Linked DNA regions of Homo sapiens: regions 1 and 3 are each linked to region 2. A link is a loop called in an ENCODE intact Hi-C map of the cell type or tissue named here. Cell type or tissue: mammary epithelial cell. All regions are shown on one strand. Links, peaks and the distances in the headings refer to the core of each region. The heading gives the core; the rest is flanking DNA. Region 1 holds the start of PCDHB10 (protocadherin beta 10). Region 2 holds the start of PCDHB2 (protocadherin beta 2). Region 3 overlaps DIAPH1 (diaphanous related formin 1).

Region 1 (10,665 bases), core at 1,163-9,162, 99 kb after region 2:
TCTGTATGAGACCCAGGCTCCAGAAAACAGTCCAGTAGGGTCCCTTATTGTTAAAGTGTCTGCAGGAGATGCAGACTCAGGAGTCAATGCAGAAGTATCCTATTCATTTTTTGATGCTTCTGAAGATATTTTAACAACGTTTCAAATCAATCCTTTTTCTGGGGAAATCTTTCTCAGAGAATTGCTTGATTATGAGTTAGTAAATTCTTACAAAATAAATATACAGGCAATGGACGGCGGAGGCCTTTCTGCAAGATGTACAGTTTTGATAAAAGTATTAGATTCCAATGACAATCCTCCTGAACTGATCATATCATCACTTTCCAACTCTGTTGCTGAAAACTCTCCTGGGATAGTATTGGCTGTTTTTAAGATTAAAGACAGAGACTCCGGAGAAAATGGAAAGACAATTTGCTATGTTCAAGATAATCTGCCTTTTTTTCTGAAACCGTCTGTTGACAATTTTTACATCCTAATGACTGAAGGTGCACTGGACAGAGAGAGCAAAGCTGAGTACAACATCACCATCACCGTCACTGACTTGGGGACACCCAGGCTGAAAACCGAGCACAGCATAACCCTGCAGGTCTCCGACGTCAATGACAACGCCCCCGCCTTCACCCAAACCTCCTACACCCTGTTCGTCCGGGAGAACAACAGCCCCGCCCTGCACATCGGCAGTGTCAGCGCCACAGACAGAGACTCAGGCACCAACGCCCAGGTCACCTACTCGCTGCTGCCGCCCCAGGACCCACACCTGCCCCTCGCCTCCCTGGTCTCCATCAACGCGGACAATGGCCACCTGTTTGCCCTCAGGTCGCTGGACTACGAGGCCCTGCAGGCTTTCGACTTCCGCGTGGGCGCCTCAGACCGCGGCTCCCCGGCTTTGAGCAGCGAGGCGCTGGTGCGCGTACTGGTGCTGGACGCCAACGACAACTCGCCCTTCGTGCTGTACCCGCTGCAGAACGGCTCCGCGCCCTGCACCGAGCTGGTGCCCCGGGCGGCCGAGCCGGGCTACCTGGTGACCAAGGTGGTGGCGGTGGACGGCGACTCGGGCCAGAACGCCTGGCTGTCGTACCAGCTGCTCAAGGCCACGGAGCCCGGGCTGTTCGGTGTGTGGGCGCACAATGGGGAGGTGCGCACCGCCAGGCTGCTGAGCGAGCGCGACGCGGCCAAGCACAGGCTGGTGGTGCTTGTCAAGGACAATGGCGAGCCTCCTCGCTCGGCCACCGCCACGCTGCACGTGCTCCTGGTGGACGGCTTCTCCCAGCCCTACCTGCCTCTCCCGGAGGCGGCCCCGGCCCAGGCCCAGGCCGACTTGCTCACCGTCTACCTGGTGGTGGCGTTGGCCTCGGTGTCTTCGCTCTTCCTCCTCTCGGTGCTCCTGTTCGTGGCGGTGCGGCTGTGCAGGAGGAGCAGGGCGGCCTCGGTGGGTCGCTGCTCGGTGCCCGAGGGTCCTTTTCCAGGGCATCTGGTGGACGTGAGCGGCACCGGGACCCTGTTCCAGAGCTACCAGTACGAGGTGTGTCTGACTGGAGGTTCAGAGACCGGCGAGTTCAAGTTCTTGAAGCCGATTACCCCCCACCTCCCGCCCCATAGGGGTGGGAAAGAAATAGAGGAAAATTCTACTCTCCCCAATAGCTTTGGATTTAATTATTGAAAGGAACCCACTTAATAAAGACATTTACTTCTTTAATATATTCTTGTTGGCTAACTAAATTGTGTATGCCCACCACAAAGAAGGTACTATTTTTTGTTTGATTCATCTTCAACTTTGCGTATTATGCTTAACTTCACAAGTTAACTTTTTCTTATTTTGTATCCTGATGAGGCATTTCTTACTAGAATCCCATAAGTGAAATATAATATTTTTCAAAGTTGATATCATTTAAAAATTTTTGGTCGTTTTAAATGTCTTTATTGACTTTAAATTCATTGCCTCTACATTATTCATTAGTTCTTCTTTTCCTAAAACTTTTTACTTGTTAAAATAGTCTGCTGCATGTAATATGTGCTTTTACTATTTGATATTTCTTCTATTTTTCTTTTGAAACCGGTGTTCTTATTGGTTTGCCATCCTTGTTCATTACAACTGTTTTTTGTTTGTTTGTTTGTTTTTTGGTTTGTTTGTTTTTTTTTTTTTTGAGACGGAGTCTCGCTCTGTCGCCCAGGCTGGAGTGCAGTGGCGCGATCTCAGCTCACTGCAACCTCCGCCTCCCAGGTTCAAGCGATTCTCCTGCCTCAGCCTCCAGAGTATCTGGGACTACAGTTGCATGTCACCACGTTCGGCTAATTTTTGTATTTTCAGTAGAGACGGGTTTCATCATGGTGGCCAGGATGGTCTATCTCTTGACCTCGTGATCCACCCCACTCAGCCTCCCAAATTGCTGGGATTTACAGGCATGAGCCACCGCACCCAGCCTACAATAATTTTCTTAAACTTTACCTTTTATTTTAAAGTTCTAGTTTCCCGGCATTGATAGTTCCCTATTTGAAATATAATGTTTCTCTTGTAAGTGATATGATAAATAAACCCCTAATTAGCCTTAGAAGAAAAACCACTGCAAGATATTAAGCGTGTGTAAATGGGCTTTAGTCTGGAAACCAAAAAAAAAAAAAAAATTTAGTCATTCTATAGGATCATGTGAAAATATTTAATTTGCTCCTTTTAATTCTGTATAAACAAATCAGAGGTTCCTGAGGTTCCTGTTAAATTTTTAATGGCTAATAGCCCAGTGCCATCCAGTTGAAAAAACAACAGCAATCACAAAGTAGAGGTTTATATTGTGCGGCTTTTATATTCAGCTATTAGAGTGTTATTGGTAGTGTCTAGCCTTTTCCTCCACGACATTCCTTGACTTAATCCATTTGGGCCTATTATAGACAAAATAGAGCTTCTTTCTAGATATAAGGTCTTTGAGGCAGGGCTCAGTGGCTCATTCCTGTAATCCCAGCACTTTGGGAGGCCAAGGCGGGCAGATCACCTTAGGTCACGAGTTTGAGACCAGCCTGACCAACGTTAAGTAACCCCGTCTTTACTAAAAATACAAAATTAGCCAGGCATGGTGGCACATGCTTGTAATCCCAGCTACTCGGGAGGCTGAGGCAGGAGAATCGCTTGAACCCAGGAGGTGGAAGTTGCTTTGAGCCGAGATTGCACCATTGTACTCCAGCCTGGGCAATAAGAGCAAAACTCCATCAAAATAAAATAAAATAAAATATAAAATAACTTAAAAAGAACTTTGAATAAAATTCTATGAAAAAAGACACTAGAATGCTGTTCTTAATTTTAATAGTGTTAAGATAGGTGTTAGTGTGGTCTGTTCTTTACCTCCCTTTATTTGGTGCAGAGAAGTTAGATCCTGCTAAATTTCAATTAAGAGGGGACCTTAAAATAAGGATCAATCTCTTATTTAACCCTGTAAGTTACTTTAAAGCTAATACAAGAAAAACAAAGACAAGTGAAAGTAAGGAAACAGAAATTGCAAAGAGTAAATGAAAGAAAAAAACTTTCAAGTGGTCGGAATTGAAAGGCACTGGAAAACGTTTCAGGTTCTACCCATCTGAGTTTATTTATGCATGTCCTAATACAGGCAGTATTTATTGCTTGTCTGATTTGTCACTCACAGATGATTAGGACATAGTTCCTATCCTTAAGTAGCCCACACATTGAAGAAGAAATAGATTTGCATGAATTAAGAAGCAATAATATTTGCAGGGCAATCATAGTTGTATACACAAGTTTTTATGAGAGAATAGAGGAGGGACAGCTTAAATGCATTATACAAGATTACAGAGTGATGATTCTCCTTAATCAGTGTGATGAGATTTTGAAGTTTGTTGAGGAAGGTGTGAAACATATTTTCTTTGTCTGTTTTGGTGTTCTTATCCCGATGTTTCTGGAAAAGTAAAATCTCCTGTTACTTTGGTGATCCCAGATGTCAGCAACATTTTCCCTTTGATTCTTGACATTGTGTGAGAGTTGTGTCTGAGATGAAAGGACTAGTAGAGAGCTAAATTTAGCACAGTGAGGTGGACAGAGTTATTGCTAGAAACATATTTTCAAGTGTTGAATTTTTAACTTTTCCCAAAAAGAATTGAAGAATCTCAACAATGTGACTATTTCTCTGTCTCAACATTAATTTTTACAAGACAAACGAAAATAAACATGAAAAATTTAAATGAGGCACTAAAGGAAATTGTCTGAATACACACACCCAAATGGGTACAACTACTGAAATCTGGTGGAGGCCACACGGTGGCGCTGCAGGCTAAAGAGACGGTTTGGGAATTGCTCTGAGGATGCTATGCAAGTCACTAATAAAGGAAGACACGGACAGATGAACTTAAAAGAGAAGCTTTAGCTGCCAAAGATTGGGAAAGGGAAAGGACAAAAAAGACCCCTGGGCTACACGGCGTAGGTGCAGGGTTTCCTACTGCTGTTCTTTTATGCTGGGAGCTGTGGCTGTAACCAACTAGGAAATAACGTATGCAGCAGCTATGGCTGTCAGAGAGTTGTGCTTCCCAAGACAAAGGCAAGTCCTGTTTCTTTTTCTTTTTTGGGGAGTGTCCTTGGCAGGTTCTGGGTTTGGACGTTATTCGGTGACTGAGGAAACAGAGAAAGGATCCTTTGTGGTCAATCTGGCAAAGGATCTGGGACTAGCAGAGGGGGAGCTGGCTGCAAGGGGAACCAGGGTGGTTTCCGATGATAACAAACAATACCTGCTCCTGGATTCACATACCGGGAATTTGCTCACAAATGAGAAACTGGACCGAGAGAAGCTGTGTGGCCCTAAAGAGCCCTGTATGCTGTATTTCCAAATTTTAATGGATGATCCCTTTCAGATTTACCGGGCTGAGCTGAGAGTCAGGGATATAAATGATCACGCGCCAGTATTTCAGGACAAAGAAACAGTCTTAAAAATATCAGAAAATACAGCTGAAGGGACAGCATTTAGACTAGAAAGAGCACAGGATCCAGATGGAGGACTTAACGGTATCCAAAACTACACGATCAGCCCCAACTCTTTTTTCCATATTAACATTAGTGGCGGTGATGAAGGCATGATATATCCAGAGCTAGTGTTGGACAAAGCACTGGATCGGGAGGAGCAGGGAGAGCTCAGCTTAACCCTCACAGCGCTGGATGGTGGGTCTCCATCCAGGTCTGGGACCTCTACTGTACGCATCGTTGTCTTGGACGTCAATGACAATGCCCCACAGTTTGCCCAGGCTCTGTATGAGACCCAGGCTCCAGAAAACAGCCCCATTGGGTTCCTTATTGTTAAGGTATGGGCAGAAGATGTAGACTCTGGAGTCAACGCGGAAGTATCCTATTCATTTTTTGATGCCTCAGAAAATATTCGAACAACCTTTCAAATCAATCCTTTTTCTGGGGAAATCTTTCTCAGAGAATTGCTTGATTATGAGTTAGTAAATTCTTACAAAATAAATATACAGGCAATGGACGGTGGAGGCCTTTCTGCAAGATGTAGGGTTTTAGTGGAAGTATTGGACACCAATGACAATCCCCCTGAACTGATCGTATCATCATTTTCCAACTCTGTTGCTGAGAATTCTCCTGAGACGCCGCTGGCTGTTTTTAAGATTAATGACAGAGACTCTGGAGAAAATGGAAAGATGGTTTGCTACATTCAAGAGAATCTGCCATTCCTACTAAAACCTTCTGTGGAGAATTTTTACATCCTAATTACAGAAGGCGCGCTGGACAGAGAGATCAGAGCCGAGTACAACATCACTATCACCGTCACTGACTTGGGGACACCCAGGCTGAAAACCGAGCACAACATAACGGTCCTGGTCTCCGACGTCAATGACAACGCCCCCGCCTTCACCCAAACCTCCTACACCCTGTTCGTCCGCGAGAACAACAGCCCCGCCCTGCACATCGGCAGCGTCAGCGCCACAGACAGAGACTCGGGCACCAACGCCCAGGTCACCTACTCGCTGCTGCCGCCCCAAGACCCGCACCTGCCCCTCGCCTCCCTGGTCTCCATCAACGCGGACAACGGCCACCTGTTCGCCCTCAGGTCGCTGGACTACGAGGCCCTGCAGGCTTTCGAGTTCCGCGTGGGCGCCACAGACCGCGGCTCCCCCGCGCTGAGCAGAGAGGCGCTGGTGCGCGTGCTGGTGCTGGACGCCAACGACAACTCGCCCTTCGTGCTGTACCCGCTGCAGAACGGCTCCGCGCCCTGCACCGAGCTGGTGCCCCGGGCGGCCGAGCCGGGCTACCTGGTGACCAAGGTGGTGGCGGTGGACGGCGACTCGGGCCAGAACGCCTGGCTGTCGTACCAGCTGCTCAAGGCCACGGAGCCCGGGCTGTTCGGTGTGTGGGCGCACAATGGGGAGGTGCGCACCGCCAGGCTGCTGAGCGAGCGCGACGCAGCCAAGCACAGGCTCGTGGTGCTTGTCAAGGACAATGGCGAGCCTCCTCGCTCGGCCACCGCCACGCTGCACTTGCTCCTGGTGGACGGCTTCTCCCAGCCCTACCTGCCTCTCCCGGAGGCGGCCCCGGCCCAGGCCCAGGCCGAGGCCGACTTGCTCACCGTCTACCTGGTGGTGGCGTTGGCCTCGGTGTCTTCGCTCTTCCTCCTCTCGGTGCTCCTGTTCGTGGCGGTGCGGCTGTGCAGGAGGAGCAGGGCGGCCTCGGTGGGTCGCTGCTCGGTGCCCGAGGGTCCTTTTCCAGGGCATCTGGTGGACGTGAGGGGCGCTGAGACCCTGTCCCAGAGCTACCAGTATGAGGTGTGTCTGACGGGAGGCCCCGGGACCAGTGAGTTCAAGTTCTTGAAACCAGTTATTTCGGATATTCAGGCACAGGGCCCTGGGAGGAAGGGTGAAGAAAATTCCACCTTCCGAAATAGCTTTGGATTTAATATTCAGTAAAGTCTGTTTTTAGTTTCATATACTTTTGGTGTGTTACATAGCCATGTTTCTATTAGTTTACTTTTAAATCTCAAATTTAAGTTATTATGCAACTTCAAGCATTATTTTCAAGTAGTATACCCCTGTGGTTTTACAATGTTTCATCATTTTTTTGCATTAATAACAACTGGGTTTAATTTAATGAGTATTTTTTTCTAAATGATAGTGTTAAGGTTTTAATTCTTTCCAACTGCCCAAGGAATTAATTACTATTATATCTCATTACAGAAATCTGAGGTTTTGATTCATTTCAGAGCTTGCATCTCATGATTCTAATCACTTCTGTCTATAGTGTACTTGCTCTATTTAAGAAGGCATATCTACATTTCCAAACTCATTCTAACATTCTATATATTCGTGTTTGAAAACCATGTCATTTATTTCTACATCATGTATTTAAAAAGAAATATTTCTCTACTACTATGCTCATGACAAAATGAAACAAAGCATATTGTGAGCAATACTGAACATCAATAATACCCTTAGTTTATATACTTATTATTTTATCTTTAAGCATGCTACTTTTACTTGGCCAATATTTTCTTATGTTAACTTTTGCTGATGTATAAAACAGACTATGCCTTATAATTGAAATAAAATTATAATCTGCCTGAAAATGAATAAAAATAAAACATTTTGAAATGTGTGGTTGAGATTGCTGGAGATATTCATTTATATGTTGCAAATTTATTTTAAATACCAAATTTTTAATAAGCAAGAGGAACTAAAGGTTAGAATGAAAAACAAGTTTCATCAGTTTTTTTATATTACTATATATAAAATATATACTATATATAACTAACATTTTATAGTTTTTTAAGTTAGCTGTTCTGCCAGTCCCTTACCACAGTGTGGTTTCTTCTTGAATTGATCTCAATATTTATAAATAATATGTTTATAATACTATATCTTGATATTGTTTTGTATTTGAACCATTTCTTTCTATAATAGAAAAGCATTTTAGCTTTATTTCCAAACTAACAAACATATGCAAACATTGCAAATTCTTTTTCTCCTATTCTCCAATATAGATGTCACAGTTTCTTAGTTAAATTAGTGGTTATTATCTATATTGTTACATGCTTCAGAATATGCATTTGTATACTGTACTAGAATTACATTTCCATACTTGAAAAGTATGGTTCCTAGAGTTCGTAATTGTTATTTCATACTTGCATTATTTTCTATGTACCTCTATTGTTTTTTTCCATATCTTTCATTTGAATGTATTTTCTCCTTAAAAATATTCCAATTTTTAAGATACTCTGTCAATGACATTTATTTTCAGGAGCTCTTTCATCGTGAGTTTCCTGTTTCATTTAGACTGGTTAATCTATAGACTGTTACCCTGGGACTTTTTCCCTTCAATACTTTCCTGTATGAGTCTACTTTTCCAAGGTCCAGTATACTCTTTTTTCTAGTTTACTCTCTTATTCAGCTGGCACGCATCTCTCAAGACCTTCATATAAACGAATGCAGAAGAGATTTTTAAAAAATTGTCTCCTTACATTGTGAAGACATCTTTTTTGTTTGTTTTCATTTGCTTGATAGTTTGACTGGGTATAAAATTCTAGTTTGAAAATAATTTTCCCTCAAATTTTGAAAGCTGAAGCTGTCTCTTTTACTCATTGCATGTCGAGTTTCTTCAGAAGACTGACTTGATTTTGATTCCATCTCTCTTTGTGTCCTTCTCTCTTACCTCCTTTCCTGGAAGCATTGAAAAACTTTTTCCTGGTAATCTGAAAAGACCTTAATACAGGCATTTTATTTATTAATCTGGCCATGCAGGCATACCCTGTTAACATATAGACTCTTACTGTAAGTTCTGAGAAATTTTCTTGTTATGTTTTAGTAATAATTTATCCATTGAGTTTTCTACAGTCTCACTTTAACCAGAATCTCATTAAATATTGCACCTCCTGTGTTGATTTTCTGAGACTCTAAATTATAATTTTTTTCTTCTTTTCCATCTCTTGTTCTACTTATTAGACAATTTATTTAATCATCCAATCTCCATATTTAAGTTTTTCTTTTTGGATAGCAAATATTTATTTTTAAGAGCTCTTGGTTTTTCATAACATCCTATTACAAATTTGCAAATGTAAATCTTCTTTCATCTATAATTAATCTATTTATTCTTTAAAAATGCATTATATAGTAAGAGTTATTATTATACCTATTTTAAACTTGCAAGTGAATCAAAGGGAAGTTAAGAATTTGCCTAAGGCTATATAGCTAGTAAGGGGCACTTAAGCCCTAAGCTATTCTTTGTCTTCCAGGTATAAATACGTACTTGATAGGGTTACTGTTAACATCAACTAGGTAAATCCATATGAGGCACTAGAATAATGAACTTAGAATAAGTCAATAAGTGTTAGCTCTTATTACATTTTGTTTCTCTGGGGATACTAATCAGACATTTTAAAAGGCTTTCTTTTGTTTTCTGAATTATATCTATTCCCTCCTGTTGCTTTTTGTGCTTGGCGGTAGTATTACAGTTTTGGCTTTTCTATTTCATGTTGTAGGCATTTTCTCAAATGTCTTGTTATCTTTGACTGTCTTATTATATATATGAATGGTGACACAGCAAATGCTGACAGTCAACACTTCATGAGTATTGATGACAGGGCTTCACTCTAATGTAACCATGCTAGGATAGAGCTACTACCTTGGGAAACCCCCACATATCAGTACATGTAAGTCTTTATCTGCGCCTTTCATATTCCCCAGGATAGAATTCTACAATATTCAATGTTTTGGGTGCGATGGGGAAGATGTCAGGCATATATCTTGTGTCCTACAATCTGAGAGTATCATGGCTAGGAGTCTCACAATACAGAAGGCAGTGTTTTGCCTAATCTCCCTATCTTTAGTTTCATACCTCCTACTTTCACTCAGCTCTGCCTGGGGTTTCCAAGACTGGAGATAGTATAATTTCTCCAGAATATAATCTAATTTCTCCAGAGTATAAGCTTTCCATTCTCTGGCTCTCAGTTATTTTCTTGTCTCTGTATGATGGTGAAAAGACCAGAGAATTCAACTATCCTACATACATACTTTCAACTAATAACTTCTTTTTTAAGCCCTTACTTGACTTCAGCCTTCTTATACACCTGGTTCCTCCAAGTCTGGTACCTACTAGGATTGTGTAGGGAAAACCCAGTAGTTTATTTTTAGTATCTCCAATGAAGGAACTTTATTTTAGACATTTCTTGGAACTATTGTCAATTGCTCTTTCATCTGCTTTCTATCATCAAATAATTTGTGTATTTACTTATGTATTCTTAGTCTTTGTGAATTCATACCTTTTATTACTTTTCTGTCATTTTAGAGAGGGGTTAAGAAGAAGGAAGGATAATTGTATAGTCAATCCACATACTATTCAATTTCTACTCTTCTGCACTGATAATTTTTCAACCATGTATCTAGTTCACATTTTTGTGAATGTAATTTGAAATTAGAATTTTTAAAAGCAGACTTCTTAGATGTCCTCCATTATTGAGAGTACTTTGAGATGTCTAACAGTGGATACCATTGGTAGTTTCCAAGCACCTATTCCAACTATCTCCCTCATTATGCCATGCACTTTGGCTAGGACTGAAACCACCTCAAGTTTAAGGGGCAATCTCTGCCTGGATTAAAACAAAGGGTCAAAGATGGAGTCTTTAGATTCTGGGACTATAATCTCTACCTTTAATCCTATACATCTTGAGACACTGATTT
Region 2 (10,665 bases), core at 1,224-9,223:
CAAAGAATCTGTTTGTAAGGCCCATAAGAGTCAAGTTCTGTATGAGAGAAACAGACACTACTACTACCATGAGCTAGCAGCATGGTGTTGGTGTGGTTGGTAATATTTGATGGCAATGGCAATTCTCCTTTGTGTTATATTTAATGCAGAACGGATTATGTGATGTTCAAGGTGGTGGCAGTAGAAGGAGACTAGGTCTGGAAGGTCTTCATGTCCTATCAGTTACTCAAAGACTTGAGTCTCCATCTGTATAGCGTGTTAGCCCAACACTGGGAAGTGTGCACACTAGGTTTGTGAGTGATGGTAATCTAGCCAATCATAGACTTCAGGTTATGGTCAAGGACACTGAGATGCCACCTATGTATTCCAGATTCAGACAACAACTGCTGCTGGTCAGCTGTTTCTTTCAGCTCTACTGGCTACATCTTGACAGACCTCAGGAATATGGGGTCTGTCACTTAGATTCCTCACTTAGCATATACTATGGTTTTAGTATTCCTTTGTTTTCTTGTTGGCCTGCTTCTTTACACAGTAGATGTTCAAATAATTACTGTGATATGAAAATATGTTATAATTTTCAAGTATTTCCTTATATTTCTTTAGCATATCTAAATTGATTATTTATGCTTTGTATTTTGTAGTCAGAGTTTCAGGTTTCTTCCCCTCACCCCGTATTCTTTGCCCTCTCTACACCTTTGGATTTCTTCATTATTTACTAATTTTCGATATTGTATTTAGCCATATTATTTTCTTTTCTTTTTTTTTTTTTTTGAGATGGAGTCTCGCTCTGTTGCCCAGGCTGGAGTGCAGTGGCGCCATCTCAGCTCACTGCAAGCTCTGCCTCCCGGGTTCACGCCATTCTCCTGCCTCAGCCTCCCGAGTAGCTGGGACTCCAGGCGCCTGCCACCATGCCCAGCTAATTTTTTGTATTTTTAGTAGAGACAGGGTTTCACCGTGTTAGCTAGGATGGTCTCGATCTCCTGACCTCGTGATCCACCTGCCTTGGCCTCCCAAAGTGCTGGGATTACAGGCATAAGCCACAGCACCCAGTCCATATTTTCTTTTAAAGTAAAATTTCAATAGTGATCTTAGTGAAAATTCAATCATCTACCAGATTACCTAAACCTGATTTAAGTTTTAACCTATTTTAATCATAAAAAAAAGTCTGAGATTTTTGGAAGAGGTCATACCTCTGTCTCTCTCATCTCTATTTCCATCTATATCTGTCTATCTAGCTTTATCTGCAGTCCTGGTCAAGATTTTTATTTTCAAGGGGACAGATTGTCCTAATAGACTCTGATGGTTCTCCTTAAACAAAATTGGGCAAGATTCTTGTGCAGGTATCATTTTAAAAACCTTTTCTTGCTTATTTGTACTGTGGGAAGAGAATAAACAACACCATTTCCCCTTTTTGAGTTATATTTATTTCTTGTTTCATTTGCTTGTTTGTTTGTTGTTGTTGTTGTTGTTTGAGACAGGGTGTCGCTCTGTCTCCCAAGCTGGAGTGCAGTGGTGTGATCTCGGCTTACTGCAACCTCTGCCTCCAGGGCACAAGTGACGCTAACACCCCAGCCCCCTATGTAGCTGGGACTATGGGCGTGAGCCACCACACCTGGCTGATTTTTTTTTTTTTTTTTTGGTAGACATGGGGCTTTGCCACATTGCAGGCTGGTCTTCAAAACTCCTGGACTCAAGCAATCCACCCATCTTGGACTCCCAAAGTGCTGGGATTACAGGTGTGAGCCACCACGTGTAGCCGACCTTTATTTTGAAATCTTGTTTGCTTGAGCTTCATGAAATGTATGTCTTGATAGATTATGGGGAAACTTATTTGTATCCTCAATAAGGTAAAAGTAAATTAGTTGAATATGCCCCCAATTTTCACACTAGATTAGGGTAATAAACTATGCCAGAACACTCCCTTCTTGTCCTAGAATATTTCTCTTATATTTTCTGCAGAATCTTAGTGTTAGATCACTGAAAACCCCTCCTTCTTCTGCCATCTTATGGCTGAGTAAGTAAAGCCAGCTTGTGGGCAGAAGGCATTGAAAGGCTGAAGATCCCTCTCTATTGAAAGAGGGATACTAGTGGGGATAATATCTCCATATCATTTGGCATTATCTTTGATAGGAAAATGGTCATGTAAATCCCTTTGACTACCCTTTCTCCTAATTCTTGTAATTTTCATCTCATGGCAGTCAAAAGATCAAATCACCCTTTAGTCCAAAAAAGAGAGAGGCAAGCTTAATTATGACAGATACTCAAACAATGTGTTCTTATTTAGTTTTTGAATGGCTGTACTTTTGTAATAAGACTGTAATGACTTGCTTTCATTTTTGGTATGTTTTTGAAAATATTTTTCTATTCCTGTATATGAAATTATTTGTGTAACATTTTAATATGTTAGATTTTATTAAATGAATCTTCAAAATTATGAAAGTGACTCCTAGGATAATGTCTCTGCTTGTGCAGCATATGAAAAGTAAAGCGAAACCTAAGAAATTAAACCTACTGTAATAACATAATTTTTAAATTATGCAATAGATTCCCCTCATTATAATATAAATAATTACTATATGTAAACATATTTCATTCAGACTTATAAATATGCTATAAATTATAATCTAATATATATGATTCCTTATTAAAGGAGATTAAGAAAATAAGAGCATTTGTAAAGAAGGAAGGTGTATTCTCATCAAGGTTTAAGAAAATAAATGATTTAAAATAGCATAGCGGATATAATGCATTTAAAGCTGGAAACCTATATACGAATATAAAATATTGGTGTTGGTTATATAATCTTTGAAAAAGAGAAACTTACTTCTATTTCTAGGTGTGTTAATAGCATTGAAATGAAAGATGGGTAAAACCTTCTGAATTGTGAGGACACATGACAACATGAGAGGTTTTAAAATTTTTTTCACAATAAAACCTAATGTGTTCTTGGTTATTGTATCCTCTGAAATATCTTAGATATTAAGTTTTCTATTCTCCAGCTTGTGAGAAGAGATTATGTTATTTTCTTCATATTACCTATTTTCCTCTCCTTTATGTTATCCCAAATTAACCATAACTGCTTTAGTTCAGAAAACCTGTCCAAAGGAAATAGCCATATACCTGGTTAAATATAAAATTTCGAGTAACCTACCAGTTATAATTTGCCTGTATGATATAACTGATCTTCACTACATCTATTTCGGACCCTAATCAGGTTTTGCAGATTATATAAAAAGCTGTTTTTAAAGACTTGGACCTTGGGTGTTATTCACCTCAATGAATTTGTTTAATGCTCAATGTCAATGAATTAACATATTTTGAATTATTATAACATCCATATAAAAGTAATAATCATGGAAAGCAAAAAATAATATCAACAGGTAGAGATAGGCATTTGTTTTCTAAATGTTAAGAAAAGGAACCTGTGATTATCCTTTTTTTAGCCAGTTACAAGATGATAAATGAGAGCTTTTTAAAATATTATGCTATTGTTACATTTAATAAATCATCCAGTCCAGTTTTCTGAAAATACAGGGGATAGAAGAACAGGTTAAATGATACCATGAGGAAACAATCAAATTTGGAATGTAGGACATCCTACAAAACAACTAGTCTGGACACTTCAGAAATCTAATGTCATTAAAGATGGGGGAGTATTCTAGAGTAAATAGATCTAATAGCCAAATACAATTATCAAAGTTGGTTGAAAAAGTTTCTAAGACATTCCTTATAACAAATAGTTAAAAAAGTAAGTGCATTTGTCAAAGGAACTTGAGTGAGTGTGAATTCTTATCAAAATTGAGGAAAAGATAATGGAAAGACAGTGAAATTTGATTGGGGCTGGATTTTAGATAACTGTAGAATTTTTTTAAATTTTCTTAGGTATGATAGAACCATTATGATTATATGAGATAATATTATAATTATGTGATACCTGCTGAAATATTTAGAGGTGAAATATGATGTCTGCAAGTTACTTTCATATAAGTCATCAGAAAAGCGGGTGTGTGTACAGAATAAGATAGAACAAATATGGTAAAATATAAACAATTGTTAAGTTTGGATGGAGGTTAGAGTTGTAGTTTATGTATAGTTCTTTTAACTGTTCTATATATTTAATTTTTTTCTTCATCCCCCAATTTTTTAACCCAATGGATCTTTTAGAGACACATCCTAATATTTATTATTATTATTATTATTTTGAGATGGAGTCTCGCTTTGTCACCAGGCTTGGAGTGCAATGGCATGATCTCAGCTCACTGCAATCTCCGCCTCCCGGGTTCAAGTGATTCTCCTGCCTCACCCTCCCAAGTAGCTGGGATTACAGGCACCCATCACCATGCCTGGCTCATTTTTTTTGTATTTTTAGTAGAGATGGGGTTTCACCAGGTTGGCCAGGATGGTCTTGATCTCTTGACCTCGTGATCTGCCTGCCTCGGCCTCCCAAAGTAAAATTATTTTTTAAAGCAGCCTTAGAGTTTACAGAAAATTGAGCAAATAGTACAAACAGTTCCCCTCACATACCGATTTTCTCCCACTCAAAGTTTCCCTGTTATCAAAATCTTGCATTACTGTGGTACATTTGTTACAATTGATGAGCCAATACTGGTAAATTATTAACTAAATTTCATAGTTTAGTGTTCACTCTTTGTGTTGTATAGTTCTGTGGATTTTGACAACGGCATAATGTCATGTATCTACCATTGTAGTATCGTAAAGTACCCCATGTTTAACCTCTTCATCCCCCTCCCTCTTCTTCCTAGCTATCACTTGTCTTTTAAATGTCTCTATAATTTGGCCTTTTTCAGAGTATCATGTAATTTGAATTATACAGTATCATTGCCTTTTCAGACTGGATTCTTTCACTGAGAAATATGCATTTAAGTTTCCTTCATGTCATTCTGTGGCTTGATAACTTCTTTATATTAACATTAAAAAAGAAACAAAAAGACAAAATTAAAAAACCTAACAACAAACAATGACATATATACCCTGTTTGGAAGCAGATTGAAGAAACCATCACTGAAAAGACATTTTTAAAGATAATTGGGGAAACTGGAATATTTACTGGCTATTTAATATTATGAAATTGCTCTTTGCTAGATGTGGTAATTGAATTGAGGTTATGTTGAAAGTTCTCCTAGGCATTAGAAAGGAAAATAATATTGATACATTTACAATAAGGAAATATCTGGCTGCTCTTGGAGAGTTTCATGAGGCTCAGACACATCAAAGTTCAGGAAAATGTGAAGTGGGAGCAGTGCAAAGAAAGAAATATGAGTAAGGAGACTATTTCAGTGCCCATTAAAATACTCTTATTTGGATTCTGTGCTTTTCCTGGGTCTCTGTTTTTCAGCTGGGTTTGAGTGTGATGATGGTAATCTAACCACCACTGAGTTGCACACATGCCCAAACTCTGAATAAAAATAGAACTTTCTTAGTCTAAGCCTTCTTTCCGAAGCATGCTAGGACTGAGATCACTCCCTTCCAGGTTCTGAAATTTATTTTTTCCAGTTTGAAAAAAAAAAAAAGCTTGGATTTGTGAGGGAAGTGAAGATTTATTTATTCTTGCCCTGTCTCTATGGGTGCAATGAAGAGCCTTTCGAAACGCCAATAAGACTTCGGTACACTGAGAGACACTACTTGAAAATACTCAATTTCGATTGCCATCAGCCTGAAAGAAAGCACTGGGATTTTCTTAAAGTTTAGGAGAAAATAAATACTCGGAAGAGACGCGGGGTGGCGCTGCAGCCTTAGAAGTAGCAGAAACAAAGCACCCAGCCGACGCTCCCTTACCCAGATACTCAGCTAAAGAAGCAGCAAGCAGGAAGAGGAGGCTTTCTAAGGCGGTCGCTCCGGGAAATCCGGGCCCTAGGATTGTCCACTCATCCCAGTATCAGCGAGATACGGGGAGATAGAGTTAGCGACAACGTGAGCCAGAGCTGGAGCACGTTTGGTGAGAGACCAGAAAGCAATGGAGGCCGGAGAGGGGAAGGAGCGCGTTCCGAAACAAAGGCAAGTCCTGATATTCTTTGTTTTGCTGGGCATAGCTCAGGCTAGTTGCCAGCCTAGGCACTATTCAGTGGCCGAGGAAACGGAGAGTGGCTCCTTTGTGGCCAATTTGTTAAAAGACCTGGGGCTGGAGATAGGAGAACTTGCTGTGAGGGGGGCCAGGGTCGTTTCCAAAGGAAAAAAAATGCATTTGCAGTTCGATAGGCAGACCGGGGATTTGTTGTTAAATGAGAAATTGGACCGGGAGGAGCTGTGCGGCCCCACAGAGCCCTGTGTCCTACCTTTCCAGGTGTTACTAGAAAATCCCTTGCAGTTTTTTCAGGCGGAGCTACGGATTAGGGACGTAAATGATCATTCCCCAGTTTTCCTAGACAAAGAAATACTTTTGAAAATTCCAGAAAGTATCACTCCTGGAACTACTTTCTTAATAGAACGTGCCCAGGACTTGGATGTAGGAACCAACAGTCTCCAAAATTACACAATCAGTCCCAATTTCCACTTTCATCTTAATTTACAAGACAGTCTCGATGGCATAATATTACCACAGCTGGTGCTGAACAGAGCCCTGGATCGCGAGGAGCAGCCTGAGATCAGGTTAACCCTCACAGCGCTAGATGGCGGGAGTCCACCCAGGTCCGGCACGGCCCTGGTACGGATTGAAGTTGTGGACATCAATGACAACGTCCCAGAGTTTGCAAAGCTGCTCTATGAGGTGCAGATCCCGGAGGACAGCCCCGTTGGATCCCAGGTTGCCATCGTCTCTGCCAGGGATTTAGACATTGGAACTAATGGAGAAATATCTTATGCATTTTCCCAAGCATCTGAAGACATTCGCAAAACGTTTCGATTAAGTGCAAAATCGGGAGAACTGCTTTTAAGACAGAAACTGGATTTCGAATCCATCCAGACATACACAGTAAATATTCAGGCGACAGATGGTGGGGGCCTATCTGGAACTTGTGTGGTATTTGTCCAAGTGATGGATTTGAATGACAATCCTCCGGAACTAACTATGTCGACACTTATCAATCAGATCCCAGAAAACTTGCAGGACACCCTCATTGCTGTATTCAGCGTTTCAGATCCTGACTCCGGAGACAACGGAAGGATGGTGTGCTCCATCCAAGATGATCTTCCTTTTTTCTTGAAACCTTCTGTTGAGAACTTTTACACTCTGGTGATAAGCACGGCCCTGGACCGGGAGACCAGATCCGAATACAACATCACCATCACCGTCACCGACTTCGGGACACCCAGGCTGAAAACCGAGCACAACATAACCGTGCTGGTCTCCGACGTCAATGACAACGCCCCCGCCTTCACCCAAACCTCCTACACCCTGTTCGTCCGCGAGAACAACAGCCCCGCCCTGCACATCGGCAGCGTCAGCGCCACAGACAGAGACTCGGGCACCAACGCCCAGGTCACCTACTCGCTGCTGCCGCCCCAGGACCCGCACCTGCCCCTCGCCTCCCTGGTCTCCATCAACGCGGACAACGGCCACCTGTTCGCTCTCCAGTCGCTGGACTACGAGGCCCTGCAGGCGTTCGAGTTCCGCGTGGGCGCCGCAGACCGCGGCTCCCCGGCGTTGAGCAGCGAGGCGCTGGTGCGCGTGCTGGTGCTGGACGCCAACGACAACTCGCCCTTCGTGCTGTACCCGCTGCAGAACGGCTCCGCGCCCTGCACCGAGCTGGTGCCCCGGGCGGCCGAGCCGGGCTACCTGGTGACCAAGGTGGTGGCGGTGGACGGCGACTCGGGCCAGAACGCCTGGCTGTCGTACCAGCTGCTCAAGGCCACGGAGCCCGGGCTGTTCGGCGTGTGGGCGCACAATGGCGAGGTGCGCACCGCCAGGCTGCTGAGGGAGCGCGACGCTGCCAAGCAGAGGCTGGTGGTGCTGGTCAAGGACAATGGCGAGCCTCCGCGCTCGGCCACCGCCACGCTGCACGTGCTCCTGGTGGACGGCTTCTCCCAGCCCTACCTGCTGCTCCCGGAGGCGGCACCGGCCCAGGCCCAGGCCGACTTGCTCACCGTCTACCTGGTGGTGGCGTTGGCCTCGGTGTCTTCGCTCTTCCTCTTCTCGGTGCTCCTGTTCGTGGCGGTGCGGCTGTGCAGGAGGAGCAGGGCGGCCTCGGTGGGTCGCTGCTCGGTGCCCGAGGGCCCCTTTCCAGGGCAGATGGTGGACGTGAGCGGCACCGGGACCCTGTCCCAGAGCTACCAGTACGAGGTGTGTCTGACTGGAGGCTCCGGGACAAATGAGTTCAAGTTCCTGAAGCCAATTATCCCCAACTTCGTTGCTCAGGGTGCAGAGAGGGTTAGCGAGGCAAATCCCAGTTTCAGGAAGAGCTTTGAATTCACTTAAGTGTTAATAAGGATCTACTGAGGCTAGTCTCGTTTAATTTGTGGAAAGTCCTTTTTTACTGCTTTGCCCATTGGAGGTGTCTCCTTTTATTAGAAAGTAACCATCTTATTCCAATTCTATGCATGTTACTGGTATTTATAAATGTATGAGTTTTTTTGCGGTATAATAAATGTAAATTTTCTTTGTATTCTAATTGTTGGTTAGTTTCATTGCAATTTAATTGCATTTAAAGTGTAAAAGTAAATTTTGTATTTTCAGAAATCTTTAAGTTAGAGCATCTTTTCCAGACCTCACAGTCTATGGTCCTAGATAATTTTGAAGTCCTACATTTGAAAATATTTGTTATCATTACATGAGTTATATTTTCCAGCCCAGAATATTTGTGTTTTTTATATCCTCTTAGGCTAGTGTAAATTCTATCCTGTGAATTCACATTGGCTAACCCTTTAAATAGGTATATTTATGAATAATATAGCAAGCACCGTCCTTACGTTTTTCAATATATGTAATTTTTTTTTTTTTTTGAGATGGAGTTTTGCACTTGTTGCTCAGGCTGTAGTGGAGTGCAATGGCGCAATCTCGGCTCGCCGCAACCTCTGCCTCCCGGGTTCAAGCGATTCTCCTGCCTCAGCCTCCCAAGTAGCTGGGATTACAGGCATGCATCATTATGCCCGGCTAATTTTGTATTTTTAGTAGAGACAGGGTGTCTCCATGTTGGTCAGGTTGGTCTTGAACTCCTGACCTTAGGTGATCTGCCCACCTCAGCCTCCCAAAGTGCTGGGATTACAGGCGTGAGCCACCGCCCCCCAGTCCAATATGTATACTTCTTTCAAGTGTTGACATATGAAAAGTATTAGTCTTTAGAGATTGTAAGAATTTTAACTGTTGGATTCTACAAGGCACTAACATCATAAGTGCTCTAATAAATTTTTGTCAAAAGTCAATCATTAATATTCAAAAATGTAGATAAATAATACATGTCTAGCAATTTTCAAAGGCATGCTAATTCATCATGCTTTCTCTTTCAAATAGTTTTTTTAAGAGCCCTCTGCTTATTCCAGTCCCCCCCTTTAAAATCTTTTAAAATTATTAATAACCTATTAACTTTGAGCACTTCATTAAAATCCAAAAAATTTGAGGGAGTACATGTCTTTGTCCTTTACCTTTAGAACCCTCAAACATAGCTTGGTATTGCTGTTTTTAAAATTTTCTGGAGCATTTAGGATTCACTTAGAAACAAGCCTTTAGGGAGAAAAATTTATCTAGCACCACTCACTCTATTTTTTTGCACTGACTACTTCTATTTTTCCCCCTTTCATTTCCCTAGACTTTTCAATGCTTTTTTATAAAGGTGCTTGAGTTCTGTTTCTCAACAGCTCCCTCATTTATTGAATGATTCACACAGTCACTGGAATATTATAGGCTCTTAATAAAATTTTTGAATGATTGAAAGAGAGAAAAGTATTTTACCTGTGATATATTGATATTTAAATAAACTAGAACACTTAAAGGAAAACATTTTGCTGGAATCAAATACTCTTTGGTGTACAATGAATTATAATTTTGTTATTAATTGAATTGGTTACCATTGTTTGAACATGCAGTTATCATTCTGTTGTCGCTTTCCTTCAACATATTTTTACTTTTTCTCTTAATGCTTAAATTGAGCCTCCTTTCCTGTCCACTGGCTTAAGGAATACAGATGGCTTTTAATTTTATTACTTAAATTTCCTTCCATAGTTCCCTAAATGACTCACCCAACTGTTTTCATTTCTTGCAGTTTACTTTCTGATCCATACATTAAAACAAATCTTAATTCTTAATGTTACTCAGTCTATCTTTATATTTTTATATCATTTTTACATACATTTGAATGAGCTATCCTATTAAAATTTTAATATTAACTTTGAAGGTCTTGTTTTGAGATTAGCAATGGTGTAGAGCGCTGTGTTGGTATCAAAAGTCTCTGATCAACCAACTCATTACCTGTAGGATTTTGGATGAGTCACAAAGTTTCTTTTCTTCTACCCAAATGATAGCAGGTATTTGAATAGCTTGCAGTTATACTCAATATAAAGACATAAAAGTGAAATTGCTGTTATTTTTAGTATCACTAGTATTAAGAGCAAACATTCTTGATAATTGTGTAGAAGTACAAAAGCGGCTACATTGAACACATATTTGCACTGTTTTATTTCTGTACCAACAACCTTGCAATGGCTTCCTTTTGTTCTTAGAATAATAAAATCCAAGCGCCCATTATTTGGCCTTGGTTTACCTTTTCAGCCTTCCTT
Region 3 (10,665 bases), core at 1,740-9,739, 430 kb after region 2:
ATCATGGGCCTGAAATAGCAGCTGTAATACAATCACATGGATTCTTCCCCTTGACACTCCAACCATTGTTCTCCCACACCCTGCGGATCACAGGAGTTTACATGTTGCTTTTAATGAACCAAGCCTGATAGTAACTCTCCTCTTCCAACTCCTCAATGAGTCTTTGTATACTGGTCACTCCCCCAGGTCTCCAGAGACCGGAAGAATTTAACATTCCTTTAAATTCTAGGGAAAAAGCTAGTGTCTTTGAATAGGGACAGCTGCCTCTCTGGAAAAAAGGAGGGCTATGAGGCAGATATGTTCCACAGTGCCTCTGTTTTTTTAGCTCAAAGCAATCAGCCAAGAGGAATAGTCAGAGACAGCCAGGCAAGGGGTGGAACAGCCAAATTCAGTAGCTGCATAGAGAAACCTATAGCCAGTGGAGCCTTTGTATTTTGAGAATGGGGCCATCTAAGTCCAGCCTCTCTCTCCTCTTAATCCTGTTGTCACTGCACAAAAAAAATATTAGAGCTGGAAGGGACCCTGCAGACCATTCATTCTAGTCCAACTCTCATTTTATACCTGAGGAACTGAGTCCCAGAAACATTAAGTGACTTGCTTAGGATAACACAGACAGCATCAGAACTAGATGTGACTTTAGGTCTTTTGATCCCTACCTAGCCCTGTGTTCTTTGTAATCTACTCTGATGGCTATCCTCCTGTTTAATGTGAGACCGCATCACATCACTTTACATGATGTGAATGCACCAGGGTCTAAAGAGTTACCAGAATAACTACAAATGTCTCCCTTGAGATTCTCCCAGATATATTCAAGTGTATTTAGTGGACCCAGAGCCTAGAAAGATAAGCTTATAGGCTAGAGCCACTTAAAATATATGTAATTGTCATTTCACCTACTTTCCAATTTAGTATCTCCTAGTATAAGTCTCCTCCTATTCCCTCTTGCATGGGAGAGAGTACTTTGACTAATTCAGGTCCTCTGCTGGAAGGTTAGTTTCCAACAAAATTCCTCCTTCCTCCACCTGTGAGTTCTGATTTTCTACTTGGAAAGAAGTGAAGAATGGGGCTTCCCCAGCAGAGGGAAGCCACTGATGTCTGGCTACCTGTGGACAGGAAGCATCTGGGATTCTAGTATAGTTCCACAGGAAGAGGCTTAAAAGGGAATTCCCCACCAAAATTCTGATGCAGGCACTTAGCCGACGGGGTCAAAAAAAAAAAAAAAAAAAACAATAAGATGCAATGTATTTTTGTAAGGCTAGAAATGCTTAATGTTAAGGCCACATCACCTTGTGTGGTCAGTAGGAAATAATGTTGTAAGAACCTATAAAGACAAAATACAGGAGTAATAGTACCTCTAGCTGTACTCTCCTTGCAAACACCTATCTATAAGACTAAATGCTCGAGCCCAGAGAGTACTCAGCTCTTCATATCCACTTCTCCCCACGCTTTAGAAAGCCTGTACTCAGAGAATGCCAGAAAATGGGTAAGAACTTTGACTCGGGAGCTTTCAGTTTGGGGAACATTCTGAAGTCATACAAGAGAACCCTCAGAAGGGAGTATCACTCTGGTTATTCAGAGTATAGGTAGAAATGGGCAGCCAGCCATTACAGATGAAACTCACAGTGATGGCTGTTGTTGGGCCAGAATACTGAGTTTACATAGGCTAGCATGCTCTAAGGTCCCCCTTTCCAGGCTGTGGCAGGTACTACAGGCCCTACAGATACCACTGTATTAATAGCTAAGCACTGGCCAAAGCAAGCTGTGTTAACTCCTTCTGTTTACAATAATCTCAAAGTATAACTATCAAATGGGCCTACACAATGCAACAGCCAGGAAACAGGGAACATAGATTTAAGTCCCTCTGAAGTAGAAACCTCTAATGATGCCTTTTTTTGTAATTCCCACTCTTCAAATTAGTAAAGAAGCCACCACTCCTAGCCTCAAAAGACCTTCACTAGACACGATAGTGCAGGTCAACTCCACATGAGGGGCAGACTTGCCTATACCTTCCTTTGAATTAGTCTCTTGGCCACTGTAAGCTTCCCTGAAAGGGAACTTATTCATTAATCTTTTCCCATACTAATGCCTGGATCACTTGTCCTAGCTCCATAATTCTTTTTAGAATCTCTAGCTCAATGTAATCCACTTAGATCTTCCAAAGGACATGAAAGGAGATTGCAGGGCAGTGATGGGGAAGGCAAGGGCAATAGAGGCTAACTGCACTCAAGGAAAAGGTAGTTTTCAGACACGGCATAATCCTTCAACTGAGATGCTCCTCTATATTTTTCTATCTGGGAATAATGATGCCTAAACCTGTCTACAAAATTTTATACTTTCTATTATTAGTTCTCTCTACGTATGTCTTCTGCTTGTGAAGTCCAGAGTAAGGACTCTGACTTATTTTTTCTTTGAATTTCAATCTATATCTAATATACATTTTGTATTTAGATCAACTTTTGTTCATACACACAAATGCCAACTCAAATCCCTGGGTCCTGCAGCTCAGTTCCTTTGTTCCAAATATCTGCTTCAAGAGTGGGGAGAAATGCGGCATAATCCAATGTAACTGATTTATTGCCAGTCCCTTAAACCCCAGTTTTCTAAGTCGCTACTCTGTAACATGGGAAGAAGAGGACTAGATAATCCGTTCTGGATGCAGGGACTAAAAAGATGCTTAGAGCATCATTATTTGCTCTTTAGCCGCAGACTGGCAGGAGTAGAGAGCCCTCACCCCCTTCGACACCCAGGATGAGCTCCATGTGCTTACTTACCTTGACGGGGCCCTCTCTTCCGTCGGAATGCTGCCCCTGACTGCAGGGCTTCTAGAAGACTGTCCATCACACCTGTCTCATCGCCCTCTGTTATAAAGAACAAGATGGAGATGTGAACTCTTCAGCCAGAGCAGCATGGCAAATATCAAGCCCCACACAAAATGAATGGCTATTGCTTGATTTCCCCTCTCCCACAGCAGCTGGCAGCTAAGAAGAGGCAAAGAGAGCTCAGCCTTAAGTCTCACACGCTCATGTTTACTTGTATCTGCTAAAAAATGGTTAAAACAAAAGATCTCATTGCCTATTATCCAATGCAGACCTTGGGATATTTTCCCGCAATGCCATCCTCCCCACCCCAATCAGGACTAGCAACAAAATTATACAACTGCCCAACTCCAAGACCAGGATAAGTAGAGACTACGATTGTGAAATTACTAAGCAACTATATCACTCCCTTTTATCCTAAAGTGTTTTGCCTGGTTAGGTTTCAGAGCAGGGCCGAGGAAAGACCACTGATCAAAGAGTGCACTTTCCTGAAGTACTGCCTCCAGTGGCTAAGTCTTCCTGATGTCTAAGTCCTCTGCATCTAAGAGGAGCAGCCTGGCTGGAATACAAAGAGTTAATGTAGAATCCTTGTTCTAGCCTGGCTCGGTTTCCATGACAACAGCTTAGGATAGTGAAATCTGAAACTGTGAAATCCCAAAAAGTCCATAGGCTGCCAGATCCAAGGCTGGGGCTCACTGCTCCCAGCGCCACCTGCTGGCTGAGCATCACCAGTGCAGCTGACCTACATTCCACCCTCATTTGCTTGACCCGGGTACTGGAAACTGGGCAAGGTCCATTACGCCACCTGTTGACCGTGTGCAGCCCTCATCCCACATGTCAGCGGGACTCCACCTTCCCCCACTGCATCCTAGCCAGTACCTGGGGACAAACCCTGGAGTCCCAGGGGAAGGTGAAGGATACTTGGTGTGGGCTTTAATAGCATTACGAAGTTGTGGCTTACAACTAAGGGCAAGGAAATTGCTTTACAGAAAAGTATAAAAAGTCCCTGGTAGCAAGAGGTATCAGAGCAGCCCTTGTGCCTGTGCTCTGTAAAATACTGATTCCTAACAAACTCAGCAGCTCTGTGAACACCTCTTCATTTGCAGAAGGTTTGTGGCCCCTCAGGTTTAGAGGAGGGTGGCATGGGCTCAGTGCTGTGTGAGCAGTGTATGCTGTATTTCCGCTGCCCACAGAGAGAGCAGTGGGGGCGAAGGGGTAGGGAATCTGCAGCAAGAAAGAAGCAGAGACAGGAAACAGAGGGCCAGTAATTGAAACCATATGTTTCAACAAAGACATGCTTCTGGTAGTGAAACAGAGATTCTGCTGAAGAAAGAAGAGGGTGACCGGCTCCCCACCCGCTCCAAAAGTTCAATCCATTTAAAATCTAATTGTGCATACAACTGTGCTAAGGTACTAGGGACATAGTACTTTGTGAAATAAGCAGAAAGGGAAGACACGCCACAATTAAAAGATGGGAGGAGCGTCAGGAAAATATTTTACAGAAAAAAACCCGAAAGATTTAGTGGAGGGAATGAGAACAGGCCAGAGGAACCTTTGGATGGACAGAAGGAAAACAGTATATATCACAGCAATACCACAATCACAGGGGAATGAGAGAGAATGCAAGAGCGAGCAAAGGAGAGAAAAGGTAATAGTTTAACCAGGGCAAGTTGGAATGCGCATGTATCAGAATTGGGGTTAAAGTCCGGCATCAGGATCTCGGAGTGAAGACTGCCAAAAATCATTTGCCAGGAGGTGAGCTCAGACATGAGACTCTGCCTCTAGACTCTAGGCAGAGAAGTCTTCCCAACATTCCTATCTCAGCCCATCAACCCGTCTTCACTCCTCACCTGCATTCATGTCTATGAGTTGCTCTCTCTTCTGCTGCTTCTCTAGCCGCTCCTTCTCTGCCTTCTCCTTGGCTAGTTTTGCTCGCCTCATCTTTTCTTCTGTCTCCCGCCGCTTCTGGTTCTCCTTGACTGCTTGCTGGGGCAGGGAAGAGGAGGAAGGAACACATGGGCATTGTATACCTACTACCAGCCAACAGGAACCCAGGGGAAAGTGAGAAATGCCCACAAAAGATTCAGTCAGCAAGTATCCCTTGCTCACCAAAAACATATTCCGAAAATTGTGAAGATCCATGAAAAATTCTTCAACAGACAACTTCTTGGGGTCAAAGAGGAAGTACTCGCCCAGCTCCTTATAGAGGGTCTCCATGTTAGAATGCATCATCCGCAGCTTGTTATACTGTTCCTGTGCATCCTTCACAAAGCTGTGCAGCCAAGGAGTAAAGGACCAAGACCAAGACCAAGAAGCAGACCCACTTCTCTAGCCCAAGGAATTACTCAAAGATGAGTACTGGCATGCAAAGGGATGTTCAATACAGCACTGTTTATAACAGCAAAAACCAAAGCCATGTAGGTACCCCTAAATAGGGGAATAGTAAACCATGAACTATGGTACACCTATAAAAAAAGAAGGTGGCAGTTTAAACTGTTGTTTGTTTGTTTGTTTGTGTTTGTTTGTTTGAGACAGGGTTTTGTTCTATCGCCGGGCAGGAGTGCAGTGGCGCGATCTTGGCTCATTGCAACCTCCACCTCCTGGGTTCAAGCAATTCTCCTGCCTCAGCCTCCCAAGTAGCTGGAACTACAGGCGCGCACCATCACGCCCAGCTGATTTTTTTGTATTTTTAGTAGAGATGGGGTTTCACCATGCTGACCAGGATGGTCTCCATCTCTTGACCTAAAAGGAGGTTTTCTATAAATACTATTATGGAAACATGGCCAAGACATATGTGCAAAACACAATACAATGCAGTTTTTGTTTAAAATAAATGTATGAGGTGCAAATCAGAATAAAGTCCAGTGGCAGTGGTTACCTCTGGGGAGGGGAAAGAGAGGGAAGCATGTGTGAGCGTGTGTAGTGGAGACGGGGTACAGGCAGGGGAGTTGGTGGGACTTTTATGGTTGATCTGCATGGTGTGCTTCTACTCCACAACAATGGAATGCTCTCAGGAACTATGCAGCCTGGGCAACAAAGTGAGACCCCATCTCTAAAGAAAAAAAGGTTACAAAAAGTTTAGCAGGGCCTGGTGGCACATGCCTGTAGTCCCAGCTACCAAGGAGGCTGAGGGGGTAAGGATCGTTTGAGTCCAAGAGGTCAAGGCTGCAGTGAGGCGTGATGGCACCACTGCACTCCAGCCTGGGTGACACAGAGAGAGCCTGTCTCAAAATACTAACAAACCCAAAAAACTATGTATTTAAAGAAAAAGAGTTTTTTAAGAGAAAAAAATTGCATACTGCCCTATCTATCCTGTTTTTCCCCCACTACAGGAAGTTTTCTTTCCCTTCCTAGGGAACAACTCCCTCCTTTCAAGAGAGGATATGGTCATTTTTTCAACAAACTTGTCTTTTTCATCTGTGGCAGCTGGGAAATTCTGAACATCACGTTCCACATCAGAAATTTGTTTCTTCATCTGATCTAGGTTCTTTTGCAAGTTTTCAGCAGAAACTAAAAAAAAAAAAAAAAAAAAAAACCATAAAAACAGACAGCAAGAGCTTACTAATAATCCCAGCCTCAACACCCCTTAGTTTCACCTTTCAGAGCATAGCTTCAGTCTATACACACATTCTGGTACTTAATAATTTTAGTTCCTTATGTACTTTAGTTGTGTCACATACTTAAGTTTTCATCTTTCCAGTGAAACTATAAATTATTTGATCATTGAACCTCCAGCCTTCACAAGGTATGCAGTACTAGGAACAGAAGAGAGACTTCATTTAATTTAACATGAATCTATGAAATCCCCTGAGATCTTGGTCTCATTTATTTTAGAGAACAGGGTTTGGGAGGAAGGAGATATACATAGAAATATAGAGGCGGGGGCAGAAATCTGTTCCAATTTCCAGTGAATGCTGCTTTTTCTTTGTCTAGTTCCAGGACAGTGAGGCCTAATTTTTGTTAATGTAGTCTATGTTTTCTTAATGAAAAGAACTATTAACCTAGACTAAAAACACCTGCCTTTCTAGCTGTTTTTTGGTGTTTGGTGTTTCCTTAGGAAGAGAAAGAGTGCTTCCTATTTCTACACATAAAGATCTCTCCTCAGCCATACGCTCTGCCCTTGTGACTTAGGCACCATGCCTAAATCCTATCTCATTTCCACTTGAAATAGTCTGAACTGAAAATGCTCTCACATCTAGACTGTGTCTTATTTCCCTCCCCATGCAGAGACTTTTGGGCTCTAGCTTCATTCCAAACTGCCCCACCTCGGCTGGCTTTCTCCACATGGGCAAGCTCGTCTGGAAACTTGAGGACATCGGGATAGTCATTCTCACACAACTCAGCCAAGAAGTGTAACAACGTCATCTTCTGATCTGTGGACTTGGTGTCTCGAAGCTTAGAGAAAGAGGAGAAACTGTTAAATCCTGACATGTCCAAGATGGCCTCCTGCCAACACTGAACTCATAGAGGCTACAGCCTTCCTTGTGTTGTCCTGCCCTACCTCTTTGGCTCACCTTACAGAGGAAGCTGATATTGAAGCCAAAAGCACCAGCATTTCTGGAGCCAGCATTCATGTAATTTCCAACAAGCAAGGTAATCTCTAGGAGATTGGAAAAGCTCTCACTCTTACGTAACTCCTCACATGCAGCAGTGACAGACACAATCTCTGGCTTGATATTCTCCACTTGCTCGCTGAATTGTAGCTTGAAGAGAATGGCATTGAGGCGAGGCCGCAGTCGGGGCACAGTGCCCATCTAGTAAAGAACACAAGCAGTTCCATTACAGTCAAAAGAGGGGGAAGTCAGAAAAAGATACACGCTTGAGCCTCCTATGGGAGGATCACAGCTCCAGAGCAGGGAGAAGAGAGAGATTAAGACAGGTTCAAAAACAGACAAGCGGCAAGGAGCATATGCCCAGGCTGCTCTCTAGAGGGGAGGGGAATACAGGAGGTGGAAAACCGCTTACTGCCACAGGCCTCACTCACCACCACGCCAAACTGCTCTGACTCAGCCAGGTCATCATATTCATCCTTCAGTTCAGAAAGCATTTTTAACTGCTCTGGCTCTGGCATTTGCTTAATGAGGTTCTGAAAGACAGAAGAGACATCTCAGCTGGAGGGGAATTCGCTAACAACTCAAGCCTAAACAACTTTTACTCTGTTGTCAGTCCCACACTCTGCTCAAGGACCATACAGAAAGAAACATATGGTGGGAGAAGAGAGGCAGCTACTGAGATGGGGGTACTTTTGCAAAATATACCAGAAGTAATCTGACCACCAGAGAAAAGGCAGTTTCTCAAAGCCAGCATTCATAAGTCAGCAATGCTGGAGGAGGATCCTCTTCATCTACACAGAGATGAGGCCAGTGCCCAGCGACACAGAAGAGCCTGCTCCAGCAGAACCACCTTACTCCTTACCTGGATCATAGACTCAGTCAGAACAGCCTCATTCACCTCCAGGATGACATTCTTAATCTCTTGATAGGGCATGCGGAAGGAACCCAAAAAGATTGCTGCCAGAAAATGAGATATTAAGACATGTTCTTCTCGGTCTGTTCCCGCTTCCAACCCATCCTGCAAACCTATGCTGGATAATCTTCCTAACAGGGCTCTTTTAGGCCAGGCACAGTGGCTCATGCCTGTAATCCCAGCACTTCGGGAGGCCAAGGTGGGCGGATCGCTTGAGCCCCAGAGTTTGAGACCAGCCTAGGCAACATGGGGAAACCTCATCTCCACAAAAAATACAAAAACTAGCCAGGCGTGGTGGTGTGCACCTGTAGTCCCAGCTGCTCGGCAGGCTGAGGTGGGAGGATCACCTGAGCCCAGGAGGTCAAGGTTGCAGTGAGCTGTGACCGCACCACTGCACTCCAGCCTGAGCAACAGAGCGAGACCCGTCTCAAAAAAGTATATATACGTCAAAGACTTTCACCCCACTCTACTTTAGTTCCCCACTCTCAGGACGTGATCCTCAAAGCTGCCTTGACCTTAAACCACCATATCCTATTCCCTAACAAATACATCCTGTTTTTTCAACTCTCCCTTTCTAATCTCTCACTTGACTCTTCAGCCTTATCAGGACCTCTCTTTCCAGTCTCCTGACCATTCTGTTTTCACTGATATATCAGTTCCACTCTGCCTTTCCTATTTCATTAGGAGCCTCTAAACCATCAGTTCATTTGCTCTCTACTATGACTCCCATTAGTATTATTACTCCTACTATTACCTTTCTTTTGCTTCCTTCTCCTTCTGGGTCCCTGGTCAGTCTAGCCATTTCATTTCTCTACTCTGACACCTAGGCTGATGCGGACTGGAGTCTATGAATTTGCAGTAGCACCAATGATAACTGGGGCCTCCGCGCTGTTAGCAATTCTCTTTGTGTGTCCCAATTCCACTTTCTCCCACCCTTCTTGGCAGGTCCTCCAACATATTCCCACTTTCCCCACTGCCCCACCACTTCCCCATTTGTTCCAGGAAGACCCTGCTCCTCTTCACTGAGAAAAATCAAAGCCACTGGTCAAATTACTTGCTCAGCTTTCTCTTATCCTACTTAAAAATAAAGCACTAGGGCTCTTGGTTAGAGCCAGACTAGAAAAGACTCAGATAAGCCTTTTGGAATCGCCTAGAAGAAAACTATACCAACATTTTCGTAAGCTTATAGGAGGCATGTGTTCATATATTTACGTCTAAGTATATATACTCCCATGTACTCATCCTTTCCTCATGTGTCAACAGAAGAGGCAGCCCCACAGACCTTTCCCTTCATCATATATACATAATCAAGTTTTTTAAATCTTACTCAATGTTCCTCTCTAAATTACCAGTTTCTCTTTCTTTCACTTTATAGCAATCTAAACTAGCCTATTCTCTCTCACTTCCACGACTCTGATTTATTCCATAACCACAAAGCCAATGAAAAGATGGCAGCCACTTAGAGAATATACTTTAAGTAAGACACCAACCTGCTACCTCTCACATCCACCTCCCCGAAAAGACAATCTGTTCCTGCTGAATTTTCCTATTTCAGTAAATGGTACCACTTTCCGCAGAGTGACCTAAACCTCAAAGCACCTTCTCCTTTATCCCAAGTCAATCACTAAATTCCATTAATTTTACCTTCTCTCTCTCTCTCTCTTTTTTTTTTTTGAGACAGCATCTCACTCTGTTGCCCAAGCTAGAGTGCAGCAGTGCAGTCATAGCTCATGGCAGCCTGGACCTCCCAGCCTCAAGCAATCCTCCACCCACCTCAGTCTCCCAAGTGGCTGGGACTATAGGCATGCGGCACCACATCTGGCTAGTTTTTTATTTTAATTTATTTATTGCTTGAGATGAGTCTCACTCTGTCACCCAGGCTGGTGTGCAACGGCATGGTGTTGGCTCACTGCAACCTCCGCTTCCCGGGTTCAAGCGATTCTCCTGCCTCAGCCCCATGAGTAGCTGGGATTATAGGCGTGCTCCACCATGCCCAGCTAATTTTTCTATTTTTAGTAGAGACAGCATTTTGCCATGTTGACCAGGCTCGTCTCGAACTCCTGACCTCCAGTGATCCACCTGCCTCAGCCTCCCAAAGTGCTGGGATTACAGCCATGAGCCACTGCACCTAGCCTAATTCTACCATCTTAATATCCTCTCCCTCTCTTATTCTCATCACCTTAGTTTCAGGCCCTGATCACATCTCACCTAGTTTAAAACAATGACATAACTCATCTCTGCCTATAGTCTCCCCTTACCTTAGCAATCCAGCCTCAAAATCACTGCCAAAGCAGCCTTCCTAAAAATTACACAGGATAAAAAGCAATCCAGCCTCAAAATCACTGCCAAAGCAGCCTTCCTAAAAATTACACAGGATAATCTC

Evidence for each region. Hi-C counts contacts between places; a loop is a spot of excess contacts. Peaks named below come from ENCODE experiments on the same cell type or tissue, not always from the same donor. Only the 100,000 strongest peaks of a DNase experiment are listed, where the experiment ranks them.
Region 1: it touches region 2 in a loop (6-fold over the local background); 5 of 110 quality-filtered maps call a loop at or near these places.
Region 3: it touches region 2 in a loop (18-fold over the local background); 5 of 110 quality-filtered maps call a loop at or near these places.

Annotation. Positions count from the first base shown.
Region 1 is chr5:141,188,053-141,198,717 of GRCh38, forward strand. It overlaps PCDHB9 (protocadherin beta 9), which reads left to right. Exons shown (of 1, transcript NM_019119.5): 1 at 1-3,489. The coding sequence ends at 1,660. It overlaps PCDHB10 (protocadherin beta 10), which reads left to right and starts at 4,301. Exons shown (of 1, transcript NM_018930.4): 1 at 4,301-7,595. The coding sequence starts at 4,501. The coding sequence ends at 6,903. It also overlaps PCDHB@. RefSeq lists enhancers at 523-1,083, 1,084-1,642, 6,164-6,689. In mammary epithelial cell, for the core only: a CTCF peak has its summit at 4,259 (motif pointing right); no DNase peak of the experiment used is centred there; H3K4me3 peaks cover 329 bases.
Region 2 is chr5:141,088,817-141,099,481 of GRCh38, forward strand. It overlaps PCDHB2 (protocadherin beta 2), which reads left to right and starts at 5,799. Exons shown (of 1, transcript NM_018936.4): 1 at 5,799-9,887. The coding sequence starts at 5,975. The coding sequence ends at 8,371. It also overlaps PCDHB@. In mammary epithelial cell, for the core only: a CTCF peak has its summit at 5,757; a DNase peak (open chromatin) is centred at 5,815; H3K4me3 peaks cover 1,033 bases; H3K27ac peaks cover 387 bases.
Region 3 is chr5:141,521,372-141,532,036 of GRCh38, forward strand. It overlaps DIAPH1 (diaphanous related formin 1), which reads right to left. Exons shown (of 28, transcript NM_005219.5): 20 at 8,232-8,326; 21 at 7,801-7,902; 22 at 7,331-7,570; 23 at 7,082-7,211; 24 at 6,202-6,326; 25 at 4,926-5,090; 26 at 4,667-4,802; 27 at 2,772-2,858. Among named protein-coding and RNA genes, the nearest start is that of DIAPH1-AS1, 32 kb to the right of the region's middle. RefSeq lists an enhancer at 1-145. In mammary epithelial cell, for the core only: a CTCF peak has its summit at 3,556 (motif pointing left); DNase peaks (open chromatin) are centred at 3,530 and 7,820; H3K27ac peaks cover 2,977 bases.